2 separate regions of the Homo sapiens genome follow, and region 1 is linked to region 2. A link is a loop called in an ENCODE intact Hi-C map of the cell type or tissue named here. Cell type or tissue: CD14-positive monocyte. All regions are shown on one strand. Links, peaks and the distances in the headings refer to the core of each region. The heading gives the core; the rest is flanking DNA.

The links. A loop is a pair of places that touch in the nucleus more often than their neighbours do. Peaks named below come from ENCODE experiments on the same cell type or tissue, not always from the same donor. Only the 100,000 strongest peaks of a DNase experiment are listed, where the experiment ranks them.
Region 1: a loop joins it to region 2, with 1.9 times the contacts of the local background. A loop is called at or near these places in 2 of 110 quality-filtered maps.

The regions. Positions count from the first base shown.
Region 1 is chr22:36,908,858-36,921,173 of GRCh38, reverse strand. CSF2RB (colony stimulating factor 2 receptor subunit beta) reads right to left here and starts at 7,546. Exons shown (of 14, transcript NM_000395.3): 1 at 7,497-7,546. It overlaps LOC105373023 (a long non-coding RNA gene), which reads left to right. Exons shown (of 2, transcript XR_938230.2): 2 at 2,235-2,702. RefSeq lists an enhancer at 9,012-9,713. In CD14-positive monocyte, for the core only: no CTCF peak of the experiment used is centred there; DNase peaks (open chromatin) are centred at 7,603 and 7,913; H3K4me3 peaks cover 2,198 bases; H3K27ac peaks cover 2,500 bases.
Region 2 is chr22:36,972,387-36,984,702 of GRCh38, reverse strand. No RefSeq gene overlaps it. Among named protein-coding and RNA genes, the nearest start is that of LL22NC01-81G9.3, 13 kb to the right of the region's middle. RefSeq lists cis regulatory regions at 2,039-2,638, 3,654-3,981. In CD14-positive monocyte, for the core only: CTCF peaks have their summits at 6,236 and 6,443 (motif pointing right); DNase peaks (open chromatin) are centred at 6,512 and 7,172; H3K4me3 peaks cover 978 bases; H3K27ac peaks cover 738 bases.

The DNA.
Region 1 (12,316 bases), core at 6,187-8,686, 64 kb after region 2:
TATACACACAAACATGCACACACATTCACACATACACAGAAATTCACACACAGAGGCACACATACACAGACACACATACACATACATGCACAACACACACACACATACACACTCGCATATACCACCTACACACAGACATACACACACACATACAGATACATGCACAGACACACATACACACACACAGAATCTATCAATGGACATGCTGGCTGGAAACAAACTCTACTTGACCCCAGACTGAGAAGGAATCAGGAATCAATGTGAAGCGATGAAATATTAAATTTAAAAAAATGCTAAAATCATTGATTAACAACATAAAAATGCCTATCTAAAACCCCATTTTACACCATTCCCCAAATAACAAGTTAATTATAAATTTAAATGTAAAATGTTACATCCTATGAAAGCTGCAAACCAGAGGAGTGAATGCCTTTGAACTCTTTAAGCTTAAAAGCATAGGAGACATCACAGAGACAAAGGCTGGCAGAAGTACATAAAAGTGAAATCTTCTGTAATTTGTCAAACTGACTGAACCATAAAAGGAAAGGACGGAGTGCAAACAGAAAATCTTTGCACCAATGTACTCATCCGTTAGGCTACTGTAACAACATACCATAGATGGAGTGGCTTACTAGTAACAAAGTTTATTTCTCATAGTTCTGGAGGCTGGGAAGTTCAAGATCAAGGTGCGGGCAGATTCACTATCTGGTGAGGGCCTGTTCCTTGCAGTCTTCTCCCTATAATCTCACATGGAATAAGCAAGGGAGCTCGCTGGGGTATTTTATAGGGTGCCACAGGCACTACCTCCAGATATTCTCACATTGGGGATTAGGTTGCAACATAAACTTGGGTGCACTTCAACATATAGACCATACCAACCAGAATTATGGAGGACAGGTTAGTGTCTTTTACTTTAAAAGGTTAAAACAAATCAATATCATCAAAGAGCACAAACAATACTCACATACACAGAGAGAATTCATGATAGTGGCTGACAATATTGCAGTGTTTTCCATGAGCCAGGCATTATTCAAAAGGTTTTACGGATATGAATACATCTATGTATAGGTTACCACTAGAAGCTCCACTTCGTAGATGAGAAAACAGGGGTGGGATGTTATGTAATTGGTCGACAGTCACACGGTTGGTAAGGAACAGGTTGAGATTCGAGCCCGCAGTGGGCTGCCTCTAGACTCTGTCCCTGACCTCTATGCCAATAGTGATTCAGTTTCCCAAATGTCAAAACAGCGCACATCTATTCTGACATATGCTAACCCAGCAGACACTTCTACAGACATGTACAGATACAGCAAAAATAAAAGAGTACATTAAGACATCTAAATCAGCATCCTCAGGGAGATTTGAGAATCATAGCCATTTAAAAGAAGACACTTCTATGCAAAGAACAGAGTTCTTGGAATTTGAAGATATGAGATCCATAATTTAAAAAAAAATCAATCAAAGCCTGGGCGCGGTGGCTCACGCCTGTAATCCCAGCACTTTGGGAGGCCAAGGTGGGCAGATCACTTGAGGTCAGGAGTTTGAGACCAGCCTGGCCAACGTGGTAGAACCCCGTCTTTACTAAAAACGCAAAAAAAAAAAAAAATAGCTGGCCATGGTGGCGCACGTCTGTAATCCCAACTATTCTGGAGGCTGAGGCAGGAGAATTGCTTGAACCTGGGAGGTGGAGGTTGCAGTGAGCTGAGACCGTTGCCATGGCACTCCAGCCTGAGACTCTGTCTCAAAAAAACAAACAAACAAAAAAACAACAACAATCAATAGTGGGCCAAACCACAGAATGGATACCACAAATGAAAAAGATAGATATATAAAATAGAGCAAATAGTCAAGGAGATGAAAAGTCTTAGAGAAAACTTTAGGTTTGGGAAAGAAATTCAAAAATTCCAGCATTCAGAAGCAGGGGGTGGAGAGAATTAAGAGCAGGTATGGCAGACAATGTCAGCTACCTAGTCTGAAAGACAATGGAAGACCGTGTCCCTTTCCTCCTGGCAACAGAAGCCAAGGTTTTAGCTGAGTTTATTGCTACACAGAATAAAAAGGTCTATTTCCTTCCTATACTCCGTTGCCACTAGGTGCAGTCAAGTGACTAAACGTGATCCAAGGAGATGAGAATAGAAACATTGTGTATGTCTTCCAAAAAAGGCTGCTCAATGGCAGTTGACTTAGGTGGGAGGGGTTCATTTTTGTCCCTCTGTCTTTCTTCCTTCTTCCAGCCTGCAACTTGGAGGTGATAGCTGGAGCTTCAGCAGCTATTTTGGACCATGAGGTTACCTTGAGGATGGAAGCCATATGTGAAGATGATGCAACAGAAAGAGAGGAAGCTGGATTCCCACTCTCACTCTGGAGCAACCATACTAGCCTGAAACTGCTACCTCTGGGCATCTTTTATATGCTGGGAAAAAGAAACTTCTATGTTGTTAAGCCTCTGTTGCTTAGGGATTTTCCATGTGCAGCCAAACAGATACAACAGCAAATGGGGAAAGCTTCACAGGGCTTTCAAGGAGACAAGAGGCCACTCAATAAAGAACAAGACTCCTTTTTAAAATATTTTTCAAAGACAGTAAGGAATCTGTATTCAAGGGGGGAGGCTACTACGATGAGGTTTTGTAGTAGGGGACAGAGATCAGGGTTAACTCCCAAGATTCCTTTTAATAAAGCCATGCCTAGTTCTCACTGGTAAACTTTTCGTCTTGCAAGAATATGAGGATGATCCCAGAAATGCTTCCAGAAGAAAACAAATAGGATACTTTGAATGCAACAAGGGTCAGATTGGCTAAAGATTTCACATAAGAGACTCTGAACTTTAAATAGATGTCTTGAAAATACCAAGGGAAAATTATGCTTAAACCTAGAATCACAAAATGCCAAGTTTTCTTTGACATTTAAAGGACACAAAAAATTTTGAGTATGTAAGGACAAAGAAAGTTTTTCAGATCTTTTCTGAAAGAAATTACTCTAGGTTATATTTCAGGAAAAAAAAATCCAAGAAAGCTGAAATACTGAGGTAAATAAACCTGTAACACTTACAGATAAGTTAAAGAAGAATATTGAACTAAAACTCAGATGATTTTAATGTGGGAGTTTGCTGTGAGGCTGGGGTGGAGAATGGAAGAGAACTGAAAACTTGCTAAAGATCTCCTCTTGTTTTGGAAGATCATATATGTGCTAAATAAACCCAAATGCTGGTAGCAAATATGGTTTCTTTAAAAAAAATACTATTTTTTTTTTTTGAGACAGAATCTCACCCCATCACCCAGGCTGGAGTGCAATGGCATGATCTCGGCTCACTGCAATCTCTGCCTCCGGGGTTCAAGCGACTCTTGTGACTTAGCCTCCCAAGTAGCTGGGACTACAGGCATGCACCACCACGCCTGGCTAGTTTTTGTATCTTTAGTAGAGGCTGGGTTTCACCATGTTGGCCAGGTTGGTCTCAACTCCTGGCCTCAAGTGATCTGCCCACCTTGGCCTCCCAAAGTGCTGGGATTACAGGCGTGAGCCACTGTGCCCGACCCAGAAAATATAAGTTCAATACATTTTAAATCCCTAAAAACATAAAGATTAAAAATCACTAAGAATGAAGAGTAAGCATGGGGACAGGAGGATGACAGAGAAGGGATGGGAGGGACAGAGAAAGGAAGAGAGAGAAAAGAGAAGAGAAAAACCAAACACCTTCTTACTCAAAATAAACATGCACATATTACATTCCCAAGCTCATGAAGAAATTGAATGGCAGGGATAAACATTCCCAAGCTTATGAAGAAATTGAATGGCAGGGATAAAAACTAGGGGGGAAAAGCAAAATACAAATTCACTCCAGACAAAAACAATTTCATAGGTCAACCTGACAAAGACTTTTAAAAGAAGAAGACATCATGGCCAAGTAGAGGGTACTCCATACATGGAAGGAGAACCCTTAAGAAACCTATTTATGATTCAAACAAACAGATGAACGGATTAAAAGGGAAAAAAGGATAAGCTGATCTTGACAGACACTCCTAAATATTTAATAATAAACAAGACATTTCTGGTTAAATGAACAAACAAACCCTGGCAAATGAAGCAGTGGCGGAAACGTTGGCATCACTGAAAGTCTGCCAGAAACCAAAGGCGATGACAGAGTCAAGGGGGCACGTTAGTGTCCTCCTGTCAAAGCCTCACACAGGAGGCTCTCACTATTGTCTTTACTTCCAGTGGTCAATGTCCCTCAGATCATCTCTAAATTCAATGCAATCAACATGAAAATTCCAAAAAGGAATTTAATGGGCTTGGCAAACTGATTTTTATTTTTATTTTTGAGTTGGAGTCTCACTCTGTTGCCCAGGCTGGAGTGCAGTGGCGTGATCTCGGCTCACTGCAAACTTTGCCTCCTGGGTTCAAGCAGTTCTCCCACTTCAGCATCCCAAGTAGCTGGGATTACAGGTGCACACCACCAAACCCGGCTAATTTTTCGTATTTTTAGTAGACATGGGGTTTCACCGTGTTGGCCAGGCTGGTCTTGAACGTCCAACTTCAAGGGATCTGCCTGCCTCAGCCTCCCAAAGTGCTGGGATTATAGGCATGAGCCACTGTGCCTGGCCTTGGCAAACTGATTCTAAATTATAACAAACCAGAGATGAGAGACTTGCTCCATTCGTTAGAAAAATAATAAGGAATGTAGTGACAGCCAAATGGAAGAGAAAACAATAAAGAAAATAACGAAGTATGTATAGAAGCCTAGGATGTAATAGGGGCACTTCAAATCATTGAAGAGAGGAGAAATCACACACTCATAATTAGCAATGTTAAGACAATTAGATGGTAATTATTTTTAAAAGTTACTTTACACATTACTCACTTCTCTAAATTCTAGGTGGGCTAAAAATCTCAAAGTCAAAACCAAAATAGTAAAATTATTAAAACTCTTTCTGTAATCTTAGAGGTTTCAAGACACCAAACCAGAAACCATAAAGTAAAAAGAGGTTTACAAGACACCTGTGATCTTAGAGGTTTACAAGACACCAAAATCAGAAACCATAAAGTAAAAAGTAATGACAGGTTTGACTTAACAATGAAAACATTTTTATATGACATAAGACATCTTAAACATGGTAAAGAAAAAGATAAGTCATAACCTGGGAGAATATATTTTCAACATATATAAATGGATTATTAATACACGTAATAAATGAGTCACTCCAAAAGTTAAGATGTAAAAGAGAATTCAACAGGAGATGAACAAAAATTTCTCCACATTCATCATAAATGAAATCCAAAAGGCCAATCCACATATAGAAAATGTACAACTTCACCCATAATCAGGGAAAGAAAAAAATCACGCGACATTGAGAATTTCCATACATAATATTGGACAAAATTAGAAGATTGATAATTTCTCTAAAGGTAAATTGGACCCTTTATGCACTACCTTGGGGACGTCAGCTTAGCTCAGCTACTTTGAGGCTGATTTGACAATACCTATTATAATTTCTAACGCACAACCTCTGCACAGCAATTCTGCATTTAGTAATTTAGGCTACAGAAACACTTTCACAGATGTGGAAAAATTAGAAACAATCTAGGTGTCGATCAACGTGAGATTAGATGAATTGTGGTGTACCCATCCTAATAAATGCCACATATTTCTTAGGGTTACTTAACGAGTTAAATCTGTATGTATTATTGTAGAAATTTGGAAATATTCCAAAATACAATATTAAGTGAAAAAATTAGGAATATATATATATATATATAAATAAAATAATCCCATTTCTGTAAAAAGAAAAACTACCATCCTGGCACAGTGGCTCAAGCCTGTAATCCCAGCATTTTGGGAGGCTGAGACAGGCGGATCATCTGAGGTCAGGAGTTCGAGACCAGCCTGGCCAATATGGTGAAACCCTGTCTCTACTAAAAATACAAAAATTAGCCACGTGTGGTGGCTCATGCCTGTAATCCCGGCTACTCAGGAGGCTGAGGCAGGAGAATCACCTGAACCCGGGAGGCAGAGGTTGCAGTGAGCCAAGATTGCACCACTGCATTCCAGCCTGGGCGACAAGAGTAAAACTCTGTCACAAAAACAAAACAAAACAAAACAAAAAACAAACAGGAAAAGAAAAACTATATGCTTGTATCATGCTTAGAAAATGTTCTGGAAGAATACATGTGGTGAAAAGAATAAGCTATGGAACTAGGGAAAAGAAATTGCTGGGGACTTTGTCTCTTGTGCTACATAATTCTAGATTATTCTAATTTTCATGAAGGTAGGTTTCTGTGTAGTTGCTTGTTTAGCATTAAATACATTCCTTATACAACTCATGAATTATCCTGTGGTGTTGGTATATCTGTATACTGGAACAATATAAATAAAACTGCTGGATGAAAAAAAGAGTGACCAAAAGCTAATAGGAAATGTTTACTCATTATAAAATGATTACAAAGCAGGAAAGATGATAGAAAAAAATTAGAATTGGGCTGTACAAAAATATAACAGCAGGGTTTTTGAAGACTAAAAATTGCACATATGCAGCTTGTCGCTAGCACCTGTCTGACAAGGTCCCAGTGAAACACCTGCCCTTTCATTCTCAGGGCCAGTACACACACCTGCACACACCCTGAAGCAGGCACCCCAGATACCCACCCACCCAGCCAGCATACTTGGGTACAGAACACACACACCTGGGCCCCAACCCAAATCAGCAACCCAAATCAGCAGGGCAGAGTGTCATAACTAAAAAGACAGACAGACAGAGAGAGAGACTGAGAGAGAGAGAGAGAGAGAGAGAGATTGCTGGATAGTGCCTGGTATGTCTCTGGGCAAAGTGCTGGGCTCTTTCTCAAGTTCAAAGTGAGCTTCTCAAGCCACACCGCACCCAGCTCTGGGCCTCAGCGCAGCAAGCTTCCAGGTTTCACCCTCTGCCTCTTAGTCTCTCTGCACTCCTGCATCCCCAGACATCCGCACATGCACATACACACACAGGCACACACACAAATGCACACACGGGCAAACACACGAGCATGCGTTCTCTCTCTTTCTAAACCAAGATGTCAGGGACTATCCATGCTCCCCATTCCACAGATGAGGAGACAGAAGCCCAGGGTGGACAGGGGGTGCTCTCACTACCACCAGCATCTTAGTGACAAAGCGAAGACAGACTATAGGTGCCTGACTCCCAGGCCTGAGCTCTCTTCACCCCACTAGGCGTCCTTCCCACCAGGACCAACCAGATCCCGCTAGCGAGGCTGAGTCCTCCCCAGAGCTCTCCTACAACACCCAAGCAGCTTGGCACCCCTGGCTGCCTCCCCATCCACTGGCCGCCCTAGGAGTCTGGGCTCAGGTCATCCTAAGAGGCCAAGCCCTAACTCCTCCAAGTCCCCAGGGCACAGCTACCCACAGGACGCCCCCCAGGCTCCCCCTGTCCTTTTTCATCCTGGACTCCCCACATTCCCCCCTGCTCTGACCCCACCCCTCAGCCCTGCTCCTGGACGCCGGGCCATACCTCTGTGTGGTGGGAGAGACCAGTCTTCTTCTGGAGCCTCTAGGCAGAGTGAGCCTCCCACGTTTCCTATTTATGTTGATGTCATCAGGAAACAGAGAAGCAGAAAGAGGAAGCAGTGCCGGCCCAGGCCTACTTTGCTAATAGTGCACGTGACTTTTCTTACTTCCAGAAAGCCTCCTACTCCAATTTACCTTCCTATAAACTCCTAGGCCTCCTTCAAGCCTCAGCTGACGCAGGGCCTCCTCCATGCAGCCTTCCCTGACTGCTTGATGGGGATGCAGGTGGAAGTGGCTGCAATAACCATAGCTGGTTTGAGCCCAGAGCCAGACAGATCTGTGTTGGACTTCCAAGTCCACTGCTTCTTAAAGCGTGTCCTTGTGCAAATCATCTGCGTGTTACTTCCCCAAGCCTCGGGACATCCATCTGTCTGTTACTTTTGCAGAAGCATCTACAAACCTGGAAGGACTGTTGAGGGAATCCAGTGAGATTCTGTGCAGGAAGACCTTAGCTCAGAGCTGGCCACAGGAGAACCCCCTACAAGTGGTAGCTGGTGGCATGTTGATTTCCCCGATGTCCTCTTTGCCCTGCCGCCCCACCCCACCATGTGTCATATGGTCATGTGTGTTCATGGCTGTCTTTCTTCTGACACTATCTTCAGTGCTGGCTTGTGTCCGGCTTGCACTTCCCTCCCAAATACCTAGCACATGGCCTGGTACAGAGGAGAAATTGCACCTTTGACTGTGTGCAAATGAATAGATGAATGAATGAATGAATGAATGAATGAATGAATGAATGAGTGGCTCCCTGAGCACAGCAGGGCCAGCAGAATTAAGGTCAGGTGAGTGAGGCAGTCTCTCGTGCTCAAAATTTAAACAGGCATTTAAAAATTCAGTAATTGTTGTAAGTAATATTTTAATGCAATATGGTTTAAAAAAATCCCAACTGATGCAGAAACTATTCACGGTGAACCAAATATGAAAAGTTTGAATAAAGACAAGATGAATCACAGTGCCAAGACACAACAAAACGCAGTCATATTTCTCCTACATGGGGCTGCCTCCCAGGAGAAAGGGCAGCAGGCAGGAATGAGGGGAATGGAGGGCAAGAATGAGGGGAATGGAGGAAATGGAGGGGCAGGAACCTGCCTCGAAGCCACTGGAATTCTGGCCTGATTGTTGTTCTTTGCTTTCCTCCTACCAGGAAGGGCAGGGTTGGCCAGGAAGAGCTGGCAGGGCCTCACCCTAGCAGAGAAAGCCCAGGGTAGAGGAAGGCATGTGTGGTTCTCTCAGGCACTCCGGTCAGTGTGAGGTCCCTGCCTGGCATGGAAAAACCCTGCAGGGGCTTCTCCAGGGCTGGAGAGGATGGAATTAAAGTGACGTCCCGGGCTCTCTTTTCTCCCAGGTGTCCCCACTCTGCCTGTCTTTGCTGAGGTCCTCTGTGGGACTGGGAGGCTGCGGGCCTGGATGCCCTCAGGAGCACAGAGGATGCTGTCTGGTGGAGAAACGAAGAACCCGAGACTCTGAGTCAAAATCACTCCGGACACCAGACCCAAAATGTGAAGGAGCTTTAGGAACACCTCAGCCAATTCACTTGACTGACCCTTTCCTTTTAAAAGTCATCATAGAGCAGCAGGGGATAAAAATCTACATTTGAATGAGTCTAACAGAGTTCTCTCAATAAGTATTAAAAGTTCTAAGCGAGAAGAATCACACCGTCAGGAATTCATTGAATGTTTTCGTTTGTTTGTTTGTTTTTTCCTTCAGTGGTATGTAAAATACCGTGTCTTGCAATTGACGATCTTTTAGAGACTAAGAAACCCAAGAAAATGTTGGCAAGAACGTAGTACTCATAATGACCAGGGCTTGAGCATTTACGCTGTGAGCAGACCTTCGGCTGGGGGCTTCTCCATCTCTTCCCAATAACCTTTATGTAGCTGTTACTGTCTTCACCTTACAGATGAAGAAATTGAGGCATGAAAAGGAAGATAACTTGTTGAAAGTAGTAACTCGTATATGTTAACATTGCATTTTTTTCCATTTCCATTTTTATTCTGAAACTATTTCAAAATACAGAGCGTTAAAGGAATGATACAAAGAACTCTCACATACCCTTCATGTGGAAACCCCCTTTGAGTTTCGCTAAGCTTCTCAATAATGGTTTTGTAACAAGAAAATCCATCCGGGACTTTGCATTCTCTCTAAATGCATGGCTCTTAGTTGCCATGTCTTTCGGGCCTCCAGTTTGAAACAGATGCCTTGTTTTTTCCTCGACATCTCGAAGACTGCAGGTTGGTTGTTTTGAATAATGTCCCTCGATTTGGCTCTGTCTGATGATTAGAACTGGGTTATGCTTTTTTGGCCAAAATAGCACAGAAGTGATGCTGGATTATTCTTGGTGAGTCCTATTAGCTTTCATTGTCAATCTGTCCCATCACTAATGTCGTTCGCTCTGATCATTTGATTAACTTGACACCAATCAAGTTTCTCTATTGTAAAGTTACTTCCCCTTCCACATCGTAATTTATAAGCATTTGGTAGGGAGATACTTTTAAGCTTTCTCATCCCACTCCCACACTTGTATAATTTCAGTATGCAATGATGTTCCTTAATTTAATTAAACATTATCATGATGATCATTGCCAAATGGTGACTTTTAAAAATTCTGTCATTCAGAAGTCCTAGCCAGAGCAATCTAACAAGAGAAAGAAATAAAAGACATCCAAATAGGAAAAGAAGAAGTCAAACTTTCTCTCTTCCTTGATGATATGATTTTATACCTAGAAAACCCTAAAGACTCCACCAAAAGTCCCCGGGAACTGATGAACAACTTCTATAAAGTTGGAAACAAAATCAATGTGCACAAATCAGTAGTATTTCTGTGCACCAATAAAGTTCAAGCTGAGAGCCAAATCAAGAATGCAATCCCATTTGCAATAGTCACACACACACACACACAAATAAAATACTTAGGAATGCAGCTAAGCAAGGTCATAAAAGATCTCTACAAGGAGAACCACAAAGCACTGGTAAAAGACATCATAGATGACACAAACAATTGGAAAAACATTCCATGCTCATGGATTGGAAGAATCAGTATCATTACAATGGCCATACACCCAAAGCATTCCACAAACTCAATGCTATTCCTGTCAAACTACCACTGTCATTTTTCACAGAATTAGAAAAAACTATTCTAAAATTCATATGGAACCAAAAAAAAGCTCGAATAGCCAAAACAATCCTGAGCCAAAAGAACAAAGCCTGAGGCATCACATTACACAAATTAAAACTATACTAAGGCTACAATAATCGAAGCAGCATAGCACTGGTATAAAAACAGACACATAGACCAATGGAACACAGAAATAAAGCTGAATACCCGCAGCCATCTGATCTTCAACAAAGCTGACAGAAATAAGCAATGGGGGAAGCACTCCCTATTCAATAAATGGTGATACGATAGCTGGCCAGCCATACACAAAAGAATGAAACTGGACCCTTACCTTTCACCATATACAAAAATTAACTCAAGATGGATTAAAAGTTTAAATGTAGGACCTCAAATTATAAGAATCCTAGAAGAAAACCTAGGAAGCACCACTCTAGACATCATTCTTGGGGAAAAATTTATGACTAAGTTCTTAAAAGCAATTGCAATATAAACAAAAATTGACAAGTGGGTCCTAAGTAAACTAAAAAGCTTCTGCACAGCAAAGGACACTATCAACAGAGTAAACAGACAACCTACAGAATGGGAGAAAATATTCGCACACTGCATGCAGCAAGGGTCTAATATTCAGAATCTGTACAGAACTTAGGCAATTCAGCAAGCAAAAAATAAAATAAAATAAAATAACCCCAATAAAAAGTGGGCAAAAGAAATGAACAGACACTTCTCCAAAGAAGACATACAAGCAGCCAACAGATATGAAAAATGCTCAATATCACTAATCATCAGAGAGATGCAAATCAAAACCACAATGAGATGCTATCTCACATCAGTTGGAATGACTATTATTAAAAAGTCATAAAACAATAGACGCTGGTGAGGCAGCAGAGAAAAGCAAATGCTTATATGCTATTGATAGGAATGTAAATTAGTTCAGCCATTGTGGAAAGCAGTTTGGAGATTTCTTAAAAAACTTAAAGCAGAACAACCATTTGACCCAGCAATCCCATTACTGAGTATATATCCAAAAAGACACCTGTGCTCGTATGTTCATTGCGGCACTATTCACAATAGCAAAGACATGGAATCAACCTGGTTGCCCGTTAACAGTGGACTGGATAAAGGAAATGCGGTATATATACACCCACGGAATACTACACAGCCATAAAAAGAATGAAATATGTCCTTTGCAGCAGCATAGATGCAGCTGGAAGCCATTATCCTAAGCAAATTAATGCAGGAACAGAAAACCAAATACTGTATATTTTCACTTATAAGTGGGAGCTAAACATTGGGTGCTAATGGGCATAAAGATGGCAACAATAGACACAGGGAACTACTTAGAGGGGTGAGGCAGAGAGGCAAGGATTGAAGAACTAACTACCCGGGTACTACACTTACCATGTGGTTTGGGATATGAATTATCATTTTTCACAGAATTAGAAAAAACTATTCTAAAATGCTAAAGTATTATGAGATAACAAAGGGGCACGTACACCCCCTGAGTCTAAAATAAAAGTTGCTATTGTTAAATAAATAAATAAATAAAATGTCACCATTCCTTTTGTATTTAATAGTTGGCATTCTACCTAAGGAAGAGTTTGTTTTCCTTCTTGTGTTCTTTGTTAACTTATATAATCAGTGTGGACTCA
Region 2 (12,316 bases), core at 5,335-7,834:
CAAGGTGGTGAAGGGTCAGGAGAGAGAGGGTGCAGCCTGGGGGATGGAAGTCAACTGCCTGGGGCTTCCAGGGTGGGAATTTAGAAGCTGGGGAGCATTGCTCCTGGCCCCAGGTGATTTGGGGTCAGCGTTACTAGAGCTTTGGAGCAGGTCAGGGTCCCATGCAGACTTCCTAGGGTAAAACATTCCAAGTCTCCAGAGGGAAGGGAATTGGTCACTGTGGGCCCTTTGGAGGTCAGAAATAAATAGTTCAGCTGCTCATTTGCTCCCCAAATGGTTCCCACAGCACATCCTCTCTGGCTGTCCCTAAACAAGCAAGCCCATTCTTTTGTGCAATCAATTCTGGGTGATTATAGGTTTCTTCCAGTCATCTTGACCTGTGACCCCCCTAAGGGATTTTCCCTAGATTTTGTTTTATATAATATTTATTTATTTAATTTTTTAAATATTTTTGTTGTTGTTGTTGAGACAAAGTCTCACTCCGTCACCCAGGCTGGAGTGCAGTGGTAAGATCTCAGCTCACTGCAACCTCCCGGGTTTAAGTAATTCTTGTGCCTCAGCCTCCTGAGTAGCTGGGACTATAGGTGTGCATCACTACATCTGGCTAGTTTTTGTATTTTTAGTAGAGATGGGGTTTTTACCACGTTGGCCAGGCTGGTCTCGAACTCCTGACCTCAAGTGATCCACCCATCTCAGCCTCCCAAAGTGCTGGATTACAAATGTAAGCCACTGTTCCTGGACTTCATATAAGATTTAGTTAGGTCTATTTACCTTACTCCCCAACCTTCTTGCAATGTCCAACACAGATAAGTTGATTCACCAAGGAGAGACCACATTTTCTCAGACTTAAGGGACTTGAACCACAGGGTGACCCCATTAAGAATAATAGCTAGCACTGAGAAAGCACTGTATACACATGAACTCACCTAGTCACCACAACACCCCTGCTAGGTAGGTACCTTTATTGTCCTCATTGCCTCATAGATCCAGAAATTGAGGCACAGAAAATTCTAGTGACTCCCCCAAGGTCACACAGCTAGTGTGTTGGAGCTGGAGTTTGAATCCAGGTGGTTTAACTTGGAGGTCCTCAACTTTAACCTCACCTAGGTCACGTTGCTCAGGGGAAGTACAAACTATGGTGGGCAAGGTTGAGGTCTAGAATACGTATGTAAAAAGTCCAGAGGAGAGGCCGGGTGCGGTGGCTTACGCCTGTAATTCTAGCACTTTGGGAGGCCGAGGGGGACGGATCACTTGAGGTCAGGAGTTTGAGACCAGCCTGGCCAATATAATGAAACCCCGACTCTACTAAAAATACAAAAATTAGCTGGGTGTGGTGGCGGGTGCCTGTAATCCCAGCTACTTGAGAGGCTGAGGCACGAGAATCACTTGAACCCAGGAGGCGGAGGTTGCAGGGAGCCGAGATCACACCACTGCACTCCAGCTTGGGTGATAGAGCAAGACTCAGTCTCAAACAAACAAACAAACAAACAAAAGTCCAGAGGAGGCAGTTTACATGGAGATTTTCATATTTGCTGCTAGTCATTAAATTCTTCCTAATTATGAAGCGGGAGAGATATTTTAAAGCTGGGTGAAGGAGAAGGAAAAGCTGCAGATGCATTTGGTAGGATTTGGGGAAAAGCCAGGCAACTTCTTCAAATAAATTAACCCGAGATAATTACAGGCTGACTTGAGGTCCACAGTCCAAGCAGGGCTTCTTGGACTGTAGACTTGAAGTCTTTATAACACTGTGCTCCCTCCCTGAGGAAGAACAAGAGGAAAAAGGCTGGGAGGTCTTTAGAGACCCCTATCTGCACCTCCCTGTTTAACAAATGGGGAAACTGAGGCCTGCATGGACAATAAAGTGAACTGTCAAGGTCCCAAAGCATGTGAGAGGAAGACACAGAATTGAGCTCAGGTGTTTCGGCTTCCTTTGGGGCACCCTCTCAGTGACCTTGCTGCCCTGGCTAATTCAATGCAGGGTGGCCAGAACCAGGACTCAGCTCTGGATGCCAGCTCAGCTGCCAAACAGCTGTGAGACCCTGGGCAAGAGGCCTCCTCTGAGCCTCAGTTTCCTCATTTGTAAACTGGGGATAGTCAGAGAATCTACCTTATGGGGCGGTTGTGAGGGTCTAGGGGCTCCTGGGATGAAGCGCCTGCCATAGTACCTGGCGTGGAAGAGGGGCTGGATAAGTGTGATTTAGCCTTAGTATATTTCCCACATACCTCAGCCACCCAGAAATGATCAGAAACAAAGAAAGGACAAAGGAGAAACCGTTTCAGTTTAGCCGCAGGAAAGCTGAGAAGGGAGATGAAGGATATCTGTAGGGACAGAAATTAGACCCTAGGGTGGAGTCTGGGCCGGGCTTTGCCTGCAGGGGGCAGATAAGCATATTACACATTGCCCAGCTGAGAATAAAAACCAAAGCCCCTCCAGAACAGTCCCTGGGGACCAAGCCACATGGCTGGGGAAGAGCCTCAGAGTTTGGGTTCCCTAAAAGCAGACCCCGGAACAAGGATTCCCATGCAAGGGTTTACTTGGGAACCCTCATGAGGAGATGCAGGGAGGGGAGTGGGGAAGAGAGAGAAAGAAGGAAGCCAATCAAATGTACACAACTGGCCGGGTAGGGCGGCTCACACCTGTAATCCCAGCACTTTGGGAGGCCGAGGCGGGCAGATCACCTGAGGTCAAGAGTTCGTGACCAGCTTGGCCAACATGGTGAAACTCTGTCTCTACTAAAAATTCAAAAATTAGCCAGGCGCGGTGGTGGGCGCCTGCAATCCCAGCTACTCGGGAGGCTGAGGTAGGAGAATCGCTTGAACTTGGGAGGCAGAGGTTGCAGTGAGCTGAGATCATGCCACTGCGCTCTAGCCTGGGAGACAGAGAGAGACTCCATCTCAAAAAAAAAAAAAAAAAAAAAAAAAGAAAGAAAGAAAGAAAGAAAAAAAAAGTACACGATGACGGAAATTACCCCTGGAACTTAACTCCCCCCAGGAACTCTAGGAAGCATGTAGAATCTGTAGAACCTCAGAGCTATCGGGGCGTTGGGGTAGGGCTGCCCCCATGGCAGGGGAGGGCTGCACCTCCTTGGCACTCGCAGCCTTGGGGCAGGCTCTGCTCCAGCGGCGGTGGCAGTAGCGTGTGTCCCTGTCATAGGAGGCCAGTGTGGGCGCTGGCGGCAGGAGTCAGGGGGAGCACCCTGAATGGTCCAGGTGGCAGAGTGGGTGTCAAAGGGAAACACAACCGACATGAGTGCAGGCAGTGGAAGTGGAGGCAGATTTGGTTCAGCAGGGGAAAGAGCTGAGCTCTGTTCCAGCTTCTGCAGAGGTGGCTGGGCAGACGTTTGAAAGAAAGAACGTGGGAGCTGGGAAGACAGCAGGCACTCAAGTGAACAGCGATGAGGGCTGGGCAGGGTCGGAGCCATCCCGCCAGTTGTGTCTATGTCTGCAAGCTGGCAATGATCTCAGCTGGGATTCAGTTCACCCAGAGACAGGGAGACAGAGGCCCTGTCCTTCCTGAGGATTCCATTTCAAAGGAACAACTTTCAGGCCGCTCCTGCGCTGTAGAAGATGCACACATATCTCAAAGGGACCAGGGAGGGATTCATCATCGTAAGCTGTTCTTAGGTTAATTTTCTAAGAAAGAGAGGCCAGGGCTGGTATAATTTGGGTATGTGTTTGTTGCCTCCCAAATCTCATGTTAAAATGTGATCCCCAATGTTGGAAGTGGGGCCTGGTGGGAGGCGTTTGGGTCATGGGGTGGGTCCCTCGTGGCTCGGTGCTGTTCCCGCAGTAGGAGTGAGTACTTGTGGGATCTGATTGGGTAACTGTGTGGCCCCTCCCCCCTCACTCTCTCGCTCCTGTTTTCATCATGTGACAGACATGCCTGCTCCCGCTTCGCCTTCTGCCATGAGTTAAAGTTCCCTGAGGCAGCTGGCTCATGACTGTAATCCCAGCACTTTGGGAGGCCGAGGCAGGTGGATCACGAGGTCCGGAGATCGAGACCATCCTGGCCAGCATGGTGAAACCCTGTCTCAACTAAAATACAAAAAAATTAGCCAGGCGTGGTGGCACGTGCCTGCAGTCCCAGCATCTCGGGAGGCTGAGGCAGGGGAATCGCTTGAACCTGGGGGCAGAGGTTGCAGTGAGCCGAGATCCTACCACTGCACTCCAGCCTAGCGACAGAGCAAGACTCCACCTCAAAAAAAAAAAAAAAAAAAAAAAGATTCCCTGAGGCTTCCCTAGAAGCAGATGCCAGCATGCTCCTTCCTGTATGGTCTGCAGAACTGTGAGCCAATGAAACCTTTTTTCTTATGAATTAACGGCCAAATACAGGGACCTATTGTCAGGCATTGGCTAGAACAAAAACAGTCAATTCTCCAGGTAATGTTGAGCTTTCTCAAGCAGCATTATTTATCTATTTATTTATTCATGTATTTATTTTTTTAGAGACAAGGTCTCATTCCCTCACCCAGGCTGGAGTAGTTGTGCAATCATAGCTCACTGCAGCCTCCAACTCCTGGGCTCAAGTGATCCTCACACCTCAGCCTCCTGAGTAGTTGGGACTGCAAGTGCATGCCACCATGCCTGGCCTTTTTTTTTTTTTCAGACAGAGTTTCGCTCTTGTCACCCAAGCTGGAGTGCAGTGGCACGATCTTGGCTCACTGCAACCTCCGCCTCCCAGGTTCAAGTGATTCTCCTGCCTCAGCCTCCTGAATAGCTGGGATTACAGGCAACCACCACCACGCCTGTCTAATTTTTTGTATTTTTAGTAGAGACAGGGTTTCACCATGTTGGGCAAGCTGGTCTCTAACTCCTGACCTCAGGTGATCCGCCTGCCTCAGCCTCCCAAAGTGCTGGGATTACAGGTGTGAGGGCCATTTTTTTTTTTAAGGTACAGATGGGGTCTTGCTATGTTGCTCAGGCTGGTCTCAAATTCTTGGGCTCAAGTGATCCTCCCTCCTGAGCCTCCCAAAGTGTTGGGATTATAGGCAGGAGCCACCGCACCCAGCCTCAGGTGACATTTTAATGGGGAGAGGATGGTGGTGCTGGAGTCATCCAAGGGACACGTCCTGATGCTGTTAGGAGCCAGCTAGAGTTTGGTCTTCCCTTAGTGCTGAGGTTAGGAGAGAGTTTTTCTGTGCCAAGAGCCCTGCAGTTCAGTGGGTGGGACCTGACAACTCCTCTTATAGGAAGACACCCTCTTGCTAGTCTTTTTTTTTTTTTTTTTCTTTTTTGAGACAAAGTCTTGTTCTTTCACCAGGCTGGAGTGCAATGGCATGATCTCGGCTCACTGCAACCTCCACCTCTTGGGTTCAAGCGATTCTTCTGCCTCAGCCTCCCGAGTAGCTGGGAGTACAGGCACCCGCCACCACATCTGGCTAAATTTTGTATTTTTAATAGAGAGGGGACTTCACCATGTTGGCCAGGATGGTCTCGATCTCCTGACCCTATGATCTGCCTGCCTCGGGTTTACAGGCATGAGCCACTGCGCCCGGCCCCTCTTGCTATTCTTCAGCAGCCTTGGAGTGAGAAACCTGAGGCCCCTGTCCTTCCCTGGAACAGAGAAACCTGCTGTCTCACATGCATATATGCACACACACACACACACACACAAACACACTGTACATGAACTTACACACAGACATCTAAGGCCGGGCGTGGTGGCTCACACCTGTAATCCTAGCACTTTGGGAGGCCGAGGTGGGTGGATTGCCTGAGGTCAGGGATTGGAGACCAGCCTGGCCAACATAGTGAAACCCCATCTCTACTAAAAATACAAAAATTAGCTGGGCATGGTGGCGGGTGCCTGTAATCCCAGCTACTCGGGAGGCTGAGGCAAGAGAATCGCTTGAACCCAGGGGTGGAGGTTGCACTGAGCCCAAATTGAAATTGAACCACTGCACTCCAGCCTGGGTGAAAAAGCAAAACTCCGTGTAGAAAACAAAACAAAACGAAACAAAAACCAGACATCTAAGCACGTTTGTACAAGCAGGTGCACGCAAACATGATGCACACACACAAATATACATATTTGTACACATACACACCTAGGCACAGCATACGAAAGCATTGCTAACTTAAGTCCAAATACAAGGTTGCCAGTCGGCTTCATGGGCATGCAGCCTATAACCTGTGCAGTCCCAGACGGCTCATTCTCAGAGGGCGCTGCACTTGATTTAATGCCCTACTGTTACAATATTGAGATTCTTAATAATTTTTGAACAAGGGGCCCCCACATCTTCATTTTGCACTGGGCCCTGCATGTACAGATGCACACACAGGTGTTCTCTATCTCATTCTGTCTTGCCCTCTCCCCTATCTTGACTTCACATTGGAAGTTCCCACACATCTCCATCCTCAACTCTGAAATCCAAGGGCTTAAAATGAAAAGGGAAAACTGCAGCTGGGAGCGGCTGCCCCTGCGGAAGGGGGGTTGAAGTAATGTCTGTCGCTGACCTGTAGGTGGCAGCACAAGCCGAGCCAAGCCTCAGCAGCGGACCGGAAGGAAGGAGGCGGGGCTGGGAGGAGATGGGTGTCACCGCGTCACTGGTGCAATCCTTCTACAAACGGCACGGAGATTTCCCAAAGCACAAGATTCTGCGAGGGATTGTCTCACTAACCCATTCTTCTACCAATTCAGTTTTAACAGTTTTCTTTCTTTCTTTCTTTCTTTCTTTTTTAATTTTCTGATTACAAATGCAACATTTTTTATTATAGAGAATAGCGTCTAAACGAAAGTAAAAATCATCCATAATTAGATACTTTTTGGTTCTTTTTATTTACTTATTTTAGAGTCAGGGTCTCACTCGGTCACCCAGGCCGAGTGCAATGGCGAGATCTTAGCTCAATGCTGCCTCGAACTCCTGGGCTCAAGCGATCCTTCCGGGGACTACAGGTGTGCGCCACCAGACCTGGCTAACTTTTTTTTTTCTATTTCATCCCGTGGCTAACAATGCCTGACTTCCTGGGAACGCAGCCCAGTAGCCCAGCCCCTGTTCAAAATGGAGTCACTCTGGTTTGAATGCCTGTAACAGTTCCAGCTCCCCCTTGGACCTCTTTTCCAGCACCTCTGTCAGCCTGGCTTACTTAGTGCTCCTCTGGCCAGCTCTGCTCCGCTGCGGGGGCCGCTCTTGGAGGAGGTGTGCGTGTCCCATAGGGGCACCTACACTGCACAGCGCCCCCGTGAGGGAGATGCACTGGCTCAGCAGCTCCCCATACTGCCTCGGGTCCTGCCCTCCTCTAGGGCACACCCCACAGCCTTGGCCTGCTGGGGTGTTCTCACCCAGTTGTCTGCCCCCTTGGATGGGCTCTGCGTGGCCACTCACGCCTCACTCCCTTCCTTGGGGTCCACGTGCATTTTGGAAGCTCCTTCATCCTGTGGCGTCATGGGGTGGAAGTGTGGCAGCCCCACTAGCCTCCATCCCCCGTGGTCTCCCTCCAACCCTCTCCTCCCTATCAGAAGGCAGAGAGCACAGCAAGGTCCGGCAGGCACGATGGGTTGTTCTCACTGGGGAACAAAATGTGAGTCTCCCCTTAGTGAAGACCGCCAGGCTCTACCATTGCTCCTCTGGGAGATATCCTCACCTGGCTTGGGGCAGAGGAGCTCACCCCAGCTCCTTCTTCACGGTAAGGGGGAAGGAAAAGCCACAGTTTTTCTTACCTGGCCAAGCACTCACCTCTCTGACACTTCTTCCCTCTCTCTCTAGCCCAGGTCTCCCTGGCCCAGAGGAGGGCCAGAGTGTGTTAGTGAGGATGTGGGGTTGCAGAACCCTGAGAGGGCATCTGACCCCCACTGTTTATGGTTCTCTGCAGATGTGGGCTCTTTGATGACTCTTTATCTGAATTTGGAGTCTTGAAAGTCCCCCTTATCATATTGCTACACTAACCAGATGCCCACTGATGGGAGCTTCAGATATTTCCACCTTGGGACTATTACAAACCACACCCACGGAGCATCCTTGGACACATCTTTTCATGCTCATGTCAGAATCGTCACAGCTCAATGGATTCTTCTTGCCCGCTGCCCTAGAAGAAACCAATGAGAACGGGAGGTGTTGCCACCTAGAAAGAGTTTAATAATCACAGGGCCTGCCAAGCAAGGGGAACAGGGAGAAATTTTTCAAACCCATTTCCCTGAGAATTCAGAGGCTAGGGTTTTTTTTAAGGGTACTTTGGTGGGCAGGGGGTTGGGGAACTGGAACCGTTGATTGACTGGAGATGAAATCACAGGGGCATCTAAATCTGGCCGGGCACGATGGCTCATGCCTGTAATCCCAGCACTTTGGAGGCTGAGGTGGGCGGATCACTTGAGGTCAGGAGTTCGAGACCAGCGTGGCCAACATAGAGAAACCCCGTCTCTACTGAAAATACAAAAATTAGCTAGGTGTGGTGGTGCGTGCCTGTAATCCCAGCTACTCAGGAGGCTGAGGCAGGAGAATCCCTTGAACCTAGGGGGCAGAGGTTGCAGTGAGCTGAGATTGTACCACTGCACTCCAGCCCGGGTGGAGAAGACTCCGTCTCAATAAATAAATAAATAAATAAATCTGCCTTCACGCAGCTGAATCAGTTCCTGGGAGTTGGGGTGGGTTGTGGTGGGGGTGGGCAGTCTCAGAACAAAGTGGTATCTGTTGGTTTATCAAAATGCTAAATCTGAAAAATATCTCAAAGACCAGTTTTTTTAGATTTCACAATAGTGATGTCATCTATAGGAGTAGTTGGGGGAATTATAAATCTTGCCACTTAACCCCCAGTTAAGTGACTCTGGACAGTAAGCAAATTATAGAAAAACAAGCTAAGCACTGGGCAGTCATTGTTTAATTCTGCCTATTCCTTAGCAAAGTTCAAGCCTCTACCTTAATTCTACCCTTGTCTTATGAATGCAGCTTCAGTCTTTGGACAAGGAGAGGAGTGGTGGGGGGAATCAGTTTTCCTTGCCTGTAAGTTTAGCTATAAACTAAATTCCTCTCATAGTTTCTTGAACTCTGCACTAAAATAAGCAAAAAAGCAATTTAGCCTGTGAGGTTAGAAGCAAGACGGAGTCAGTCACATTAGTTTTCTCTAATTCATTACTTGTAATTATTATTATTATTATTATTATTTATTATTTTTTTTAGATGGAGTCTTGCTCTGTCACCAGGCTAGAGTGCAGTGGCGTGATCTGGGCTCACTGCAACCTCCGTCTCACAGGTTCAAGCGATTCTCCCGCCTCAGCCTCTCCAGTAGCTGGGACTACAGGCATGCACCACCACGCCCAGCTAATTTTTGTATTTATTTATTTATTTATTTATTTTGAGATGGTGTTTCACTCTTGCTGCCCAGGCTGGAGTGCAATGGTGCCATCTCGGTTCACTGGAACCTCCGCCTCCCAGGTTCAAGCAATTCTCTGCCTCAGCCTCCCGAGTAGCTGGGATTACAGGCGCCTGCCACCACGCCCGGCTAATTTTTGTATTTTCAGTAGAGACGGGGTTTCACCATCTTGGCCAGGCTGGTCTTCAACTCCTGACCTCGTGATCCGCCTGCCTCCGCCTCCCAAAGTGCTGGGATCACGGGTGTGAGCCATTCTGCAAAGGCAGTTTCAGTATTTCCGTGGGCTAGGTTTCTGAGAGTAATAGGGCATGTTTAGTTAAAATGTTATCGTGTAAGTTAACAAATTGCCTTCCAGAAACACACGAATTTGCACTGTCATGAGTGAGAGTGAGCATGCCCGTTTCCTCCTCTTCTCATGGACTTTTGCTGTCACTTGCTTTATTTTCAGTGATATGAGAGGTCTAATAGGATCACACAGTTGTTTCATTTTGCATTGCTTTATTAGTGAAATCGAGCACCTTTGCTCTGGAGGGCCTTGATTATGCTTGCAACCTTGGGAAGGGGATTCAGAGAGAGAGAAACAAACAGAGGGAACACGCTATTTGACAGCTCTGAAAATACAGTCCTCCAGAGCAAAAGGGCATCTTCGTTCTCCTCACAGGCACCGTCAGCCCTTATAGTCTATATCTCAGATAGGCAAATTCCTCCTGCCAGGTTTTAAAAAATATATTACTTTTGGCCAGGCACGGTGGCTCACACCTGTAATCCCAGCACATTTGGGAGACCCAAATGGTAGATCATTTCAGCGGATCATTTGAGGTCAGGAGTTTGAGACCAGCCTGACCAATATGGTGAAACCCAGTCTCTACTAAAAATACAAAAAAAATTAGCCAGGTGTTGGCCGGGCGCAGTGGCTCACGCCTGTAATCCCAGCACTTTGGGAGGCTGAGGTGGGTGGGTCACGAGGTCAGGAGATCAAGACCATCCTGGCTAACAAGGTGAAACTCCGTCTCTACTAAAAGTACAAAAAATTAGCCAGGTGTGGTGGTGGGTGCCTGTAGTCCCAGCTACTTGGGAGGCTGAGGCAGGAGAATGGCGTGAACCCGGGAGGCAGAGCTTGCAGTGAGCCGAGATCACGCCACTGCACTCCAGCCTGGGCAACAGAGCCAGACTCCATCTCAAAAAAAAAAAAAAAAAAATTAGCCACGTGTGGTGGCAGATGCCTGTAATCTCAGCTGCTCGAGAGGCTGAGGTAGGAGAATCGCTTGAACCCTGGAGGCAGAGGTTGCAGTGAGCCGAGATCCCGCCACTGCACTCCAGCCTAGGTGACATAGCAAGACTTCATCTCAAAAATAAATACATAAATAAATAAAATAAAAATAAAAATATATTATTTTTTATCCTCTTTCCATTCCTTCTTCGGTTTTCGTTGCTGTCTGCCCTAGTCCAGGGTCCAAGTGGCCATTGTGGGGAAGAGCCAAAGTCCTTCCATGACACTTTTTTTTTTTGAGACAGAGTCTTGCTCTGTTGCCAGGCTGGAGTGCAGTGGCACGATCTCGGCTCGCTGCAACCTCCACCTCCCAGGTTCAAGCGATTCTTCTGCCTCAGCCTCCTGAGTACCTGAGATTACAGCCACCTGCCACCACCCCCGGCTAATTTTTTGTAGTCTTAGTAGAGACGGGGGTTCAACATGTTGGCCAGGCTGGTCTCGAACTCCTGACCTCAGGTGATCTACCAGCCTCGGCCTCCCAAAGTGCTGGGATTACAGGCGTGAGCCACCGTGCCCGGCCTTCCATGACACTTTTAAGACTACTGTTAGCATTCAGAGGGTGTAGGTCTGTTGGAGTCTTCAAAGCAGAACAGCTATAAGAGAAACCATCTCGATATACAGGATTGTCCGTGTCAATCCCCTGTCACCACCATTCCCTTTGAAGGTTTCCTCTGGATGGCAGAGACTTCCCAGAAGCCCCTTGTGTGGTTCTAGCTTTGTTCCCCAGTGAGAGGCTCTAGAGAAAGATCTAGAAGACAGGAGAGAAGGAGAGGACACTGTCTTCTGAAGGTGCCAGTAGCCAAGTGTGGGGCAAGTGAGATGCCCAGCCCCTCCCTTGGGAGCTCTTGAAAGCCATCCTTGCCCATTAGTGGCAGCTTCTCCCACCCACTGGCGGCTTCTCTGGCTTTTGCTCTGCATGCTCTTTCCACAGTTGTTTTGGTTTTAAAAGGGGTTTTTGGAGACCAAATATTTGAATATAGGAATCTGGAATTGTTCTTTTCATCTTTTTAGATTTGAAGGCCACAGTGACTTCATTGCCAGTAGAAAGTGAGACACTAGCCGTTCATGACATGCTTTGACAAATCAGTTACCTAAATTAGCATCTGTAATTGCCTGGGGTCAACTGCCTATGGCAAGCAAGGCCTTGGGACATCAAGTAGCTATTGCAATATAAGATTCTTATATTAGATTCTTCTTGTAGAACCGGCGGGATTTTTCTGACCATACTGGAAAAAGTGGAGGAAAAATAAAGAGACAAATTTAGGACTGTAAATTTCCAGCTGAAGGCAGAGATAGACCACCAGAGAATTATTAGATTACTCTGAAAGAACTCCTTATTTCTTATGGTCACAGGGCCAAGATTTCTTTTCTCTATCTCTCTCTCTCAGTCTCTCTCTCTTTTTTTTTGGAGTATAGTGGCGTGATCACAGCTCACTGCAGCCTTTACCTCCCAGGCTCAAACGATCCTTCCATCTCAGCTTCCCAAGTGGCTGGGATCTCCAGGTGCGCACCACCAAACCTGGCTAATCTGAAAAATTTTTTGTAGAGATGAGGGTCTCCCTGTGTTGCCCAGGCTGGTCTTGAGCTCCTAGGCTCAAGTGATCCTCTCACCGTGATCTCCCAAAGTGCTGGGATTACAGGCAGGGCCAGGATTTCTAAAAACCAAACTCCAAGTAAAATAAAATACAAATTTAATTCATGACCTTGCTAGATCTCTTCTGTAACAAGGGATTAATTGGG